2 separate regions of the Mus musculus genome follow, and region 1 is linked to region 2. The links are chromatin loops, found by intact Hi-C in ENCODE. Cell type or tissue: left cerebral cortex. All regions are shown on one strand.

The links. Peaks named below come from ENCODE experiments on the same cell type or tissue, not always from the same donor. Only the 100,000 strongest peaks of a DNase experiment are listed, where the experiment ranks them.
Region 1: a loop joins it to region 2, with 3 times the contacts of the local background. A loop is called at or near these places in 3 of 42 quality-filtered maps.

The regions. Positions count from the first base shown.
Region 1 is chr1:192,189,673-192,192,172 of GRCm38, forward strand. Kcnh1 (potassium voltage-gated channel, subfamily H (eag-related), member 1) reads left to right here and starts at 1,105. Exons shown (of 11, transcript NM_001038607.2): 1 at 1,105-1,414. The coding sequence starts at 1,336. In left cerebral cortex, a CTCF peak has its summit at 1,008; DNase peaks (open chromatin) are centred at 1,040, 1,580, 1,818 and 2,374; H3K4me3 peaks cover 1,797 bases; H3K27ac peaks cover 1,353 bases.
Region 2 is chr1:192,650,875-192,653,374 of GRCm38, forward strand. All of the region lies in intron 9 of Hhat (hedgehog acyltransferase), which reads right to left. Among named protein-coding and RNA genes, the nearest start is that of Gm22265, 93 kb to the right of the region's middle. In left cerebral cortex, a CTCF peak has its summit at 1,327 (motif pointing left); DNase peaks (open chromatin) are centred at 1,059 and 1,241.

The DNA.
Region 1 (2,500 bases), 460 kb before region 2:
GTCAGGATCCCCCCCCCCCCCCCCCCGTCTATTCTCCGCAGTGCTCGACCACTCAGAGAATGCCTGGAAGGAATTGGCTCTGCTTCTGAGATTAAAAAATTGAGACAGTGTGTCTTTGCGAACCATTAAGGTGTTTCCGGAGGTGAGCCCCGGCGTCACGGGCTTCAGCGGCGGGTTTATCTTTGCATTTTATTTTGAATCTTTGTCCAGTTGGAAACTAACCAGTCAAGTAGCAATGCATCCTTCTGTGGGCATTGTCTCAGTCCCCCGCCACACGCACAGCACAACGACAGGTACACATTATGTGCAGTTGGAACACCCCCTCTTCCTTCAGTGAACAAGAGGTCCAAGTCATTTCTACCTGCTGTGAAGCCGCACCTGCTTCACCTGTGCCTTGTGGATGCTTCTCCAAGCCACAGCTATGGCTGTTTAATTAAAATCTGATGTACTTTTACTTTGGGAAGCTTTCAGAAGTAGCCCTCCTCTTTGATGCTGGACAGCCAGTTCCCGTTTTTTGTTTTTTTTTTTGTTTTTTTCACCTTACACACAAATCTTAAGAGATTGTACTGTAGCTGGAAACCCCGATGTGCCAACTCATGTTTTGTTGTTTTTCTTTTTTGGTAAAATGATTGCTCTGTAAGAGAAGACGCCAAACAGGTGAAAGCCATTTATCAACTGAGGAGGCTGCAGGCACATTGATGGTAAAGACAAACCAAAACGGCTCCTGGGAGCTGAATCTGGCAGTCACTCTGTAAGTTGTTGCCCTTAGACACTTGGTTGGTTAATTCTGGGGAAGCTGGATAGACATGCAGCTCATGCTGTTTGCAGAGCCTGAAGGTTCTGACTCCGATCTGACACCGCGTAAAGAAAGAGTCTTCTTGTGACCTTTTCGGGTGTGTGTGTGTATGTGACTTTACCAATAAAGCTGCTCACCGTGCTCTGCACACCCCAGGCACACTCTGGATAACACTTCCCGCTGCACCCAGAGGGTGCCGCTCCGGTTCCAGCCTCACCCCGTGGCTCTTGGTTACGGCTGTGTCCCCGAGGGATGCGCGCACGGTAGGGGGCGCCCTGGACCGGCTGGCTCCCTCCGCCCACGGGAGGCGGCCGCGGCGCACCGAGCCCGGGGCACTCGAGCGCACACCCGGGCGGGCCGCAGCGGGGAGGTGCGGAGCGCAGCGAGGGCGGCAGCGGGAGCCAGCCGCCGCCCCTGCGCTCCGGGGCTGCGGAGCGCATGGGGCGCGTGGAGCCAGGAACGCTTGCGGGCTGCGCACCCGGCCGCCTGCTGCGGTGAGACACGGCGCCGGACGCCCCCAGAGTCCGGCAGTCGGGAGGATGACCATGGCTGGCGGCCGGCGGGGACTAGTGGCCCCGCAGAACACGTTTCTGGAGAACATCGTGCGGCGGTCCAACGGTAAGAACTGCCTTTGGATTTCTGTCGCCCAGGTGGGTTTTGATTTTTTTTTTTTTTTTTTTTTTTTCTGAGTGCGGTGATTGCAGACGCCTCCCGCCTGGTGCCAACAGATGCGGGGGCATCCCGGAGCTCCGCTCACCAGCTTCTCTTGCCTGCGGGCCTGGGAGGTGGGCAGGGCTGGAGGGGGTCTAGTGTGCCCCATCTCTGGAGGAGAGATCTCTAGCCTACGCCTTTGGGGCCTTTTCCCGCGCCCTCCCGCTGTCCTCTCCAGGAAAGCCTGGCATTTGGTGAGAAAAGTCATGCGAAAAGTGGCTGCAGGCTGGCCACCTTCAAGCACTGCGCTCCTGATGCGCACTGGCCGCCTCCCCGCGGAGGCTCCCCGGGAGTCCTGAGGAGCAGGGAGGCCAGAGGTAGCAGCAGAGCTGGGCTACTGGTCCTGGCCCTGTTCGGGTGCAGGGACGTTGCCAACTCCACCTTCCATCCCTTAAGCAGGAAAGTCTGACCAGAAGAAACCCTTTGGCAGGGCTGTCTTATGCACCCTCGCCAACCAGCTAGAGCAAATGGCTCACGAAGGTCCGATGGTTTTTCTGGACTCAGCCGGGGAAACAGAGGGAACTAAGTGGTCCCGGGTACAAATTTGGCATCTATTGTCTCTTTTAAACCCTCCCAATCTTGTCCTCCATCACAAGCCGATTCATTACCCAAGAAACCTGTGCACAAGCACGAGGTTTTTGTAGCTGGGAGGAGAGAGTCCTACTATGACTGATGGAAGGGGAATAATTTTCGACACCTTTTTACTCAGAGATTGCAGTTTCCTATGGTTTATTAGCATGAAGCCCAGAAGGCGAAAAGTCCTCAGAGTAGCGATCCAAAGGGAGCTATCCAAACCTTTCCGACCCACAGCTTGCACATACAGTCCTGGAGATGGGGAGTTGCTGCATACACCTGTTCACCAGGCTACCCAATTCTGAGATCCCCCTAGCAGACTTCTGGGCCCCTCTCCTTCCAGAAGCAGGCGACTCTCTCCGTTGGAGAGGCTGTGGGGACCTAACTCAAGAGCTGGGTTTTGCCAGTGTAAACATGGCG
Region 2 (2,500 bases):
TTGCAACTGAGCTGCTGAGTTTGTCCTATCAAGAGAGGAACCGCCAACTCAGCATCCTTCTGTGAGCAGCTATGAAACAGATCTGCCCCCAACACTGGGCAATTGACTCTCTACGACTGAGTAATTCTGAAACTAGCCACATGGAGGGAGCAAACAGCTCAGGTTCTGGGTTCAATCCTACAGAGTAGCCCCCACACCTCTGCAGTCTCAGAGACTGCACACAAGCCATTGGCTGTTTTATTATTGATTCTGAGTAACCAGCTACACACGGATAATCCCAAAATACCCGTGGGAGTCTCAGTTCACTTTCCAAGATGTTTCACAGAAGTAGGGAGTTGGGGGGGGGGTCCTTAAATATGTTTACAGGTTCACTATGTGGATAGTGGGAAGGGCTTCTTAGACAAATCATGGGAGGAGGGGCTGGGAACTGCTAGCCTTTTCTGAATACTCAACCTTCCAGGTGCCCCCTCACACTGCTAGGTCATATCGTCTTCAACATGAAAAGCCTTTTCCTTTGGTCTTTTATGGAAAGTGTCACAGCGGCCATGAACAACTAAATCCTCAGTTTTCCTCCTGCCTGGCTTGGGGGTGACAAGATCAAACCGTCTACACTCATGGCTGGTTCCCCTGGCAACAGGTCCCCCATCCCGAGGCTAGCTGTGAGTCTATTAGACTTTGCCTCATTAGAACGAGACACTTCTGTTACTTGGAAATTCTAAGGGATTTGGAAGCTGAGTCCTACTCCTGGTGCTCAGGGGGTTTCAAAGGTCTTGGCCAATCCGCGTAGGGACTGAGCTCAAAGGAAAACCTCAGAGCAAAGATCCTCCTGGTGTGGGTATCTACAAAGGTTTTAAGAGCTCTGTGCGAGGAAGCAGCAGAAGAGACCAAGTATCTACTCCATATTCTATCACAATACTGTGGTAACTTCACTGAATTATAATCAACTTGAATTTAAATAGCCACATGGGATTAACAGCCAGAGTTTCGGCTGGCACAGATCTGGACAGGAGCTAATATTAGACACACCAGAACCACTCACCAGAGATCAGAAGGGACCTTAGAGTTTATCTGGAAGAATTCTCTCATTTCACAAATAAGAAAATTCAGTCCCCAGCAGAAGTGACTTAAGCAAAAATCACTGCAGCAGAGAGATGTCAGGCGGCCCCGAGCCCTGGGCTTCTGTGCACGACCTCATGCCCTTCCCATCTCACAGGAAGTTTCTTGTGCTGATGCAAAAAATAGCTGCAATTTGGTTTAATTCTGGTGTGTGGAATCGATGCAGCTGATGGGCAAAGCCTCATGGAAGATCACGTGCTCCCCCTGCTGAGCAGAGTGTCTGCCATGAACATCACATAACTACCTTAGTTATCTATTTTTTATATAAATAATAGAAGTGTATTCCAGTTAAACCACAAAAGGCACTCGTTAAGGAAACCCCAGTAGCCTGTGCAAACTCCAAAAGCACCTCACAGACAGCCAGGAGGCAACGCAGCCAGGAACTGTTCCCAAATTTCCCCACCAGCACTCAATGGTGCCCATTTAGGACCAAAACTGGGCTCCAGACCAACACCTCTATCTCTTAAAGTGGATGTCACTCCAACCATTCCTGGGCTGCAAACTGGGTCCCACCTCCATCCACACGTGACAGCTCAGAATCTAAATCTCAAGACTGGAGCTCTAAGACCTGTGGTGTGCAGAAAAGCAGAATGTGTCTGGCTTCTGCCTTACATTATGACCCTCAAAAGGCAGAAAGAGCCTCAGACATAGGAAGGCAATTCAAAAGGTGCTAAGACAACACTCCACAAATGAACACCCAGGAAACAAGCCATCTGCATTGTTTAGGAACCAGAGATCTTACAGTCCCATTTGCTAAAAGCTTCCCTCACTTTTGCATTTAAAAAGGACCCTATATTTTGGGTCCTTCCATTAATATACCTGGCATTATTTTTAATTTATCAACAGATACACATCTTCAGCAATGGCTACATGTAGAATTGCATATGGAGGCTGGAACTGTGGATGTCAACACTCAGAGTATAAAAAGTTCCTTTCCATTTATGTTACTTTTAATCCACATTTTCTAATTAACAAATCTAAATATAGTAGTCATAAAGGTGAAAACAATTTTTTTTAAAAAACCCTCTAGCAACACTTTGCTCAAAAGCACTTTGGGGACTGGGGAATATACAAGTAAGTTAGACCTCACTCACTATCTAGGAGGATATGTGACATGTGTACATGTACACACACACACACACACACACACAATTTAAAAGCATGGATTCTACATATTTCTGAGCACAAAAGTCACTCAGGTGGTGGGCACTGTGCAGGAAGCACTACAGTGGACAAGTGAGCTCCCTGGAGACAGCCCACCATCTTGTTCAACTAAGATGAGTGCTCTCTGAAAAGGAGTGACCCCAGAGAGTTCACCCCAGGATTGCTGTTGATGTGCCTTCTCATGTTTGTGATTGCCATACTCATTTATTTGGCTTGAATG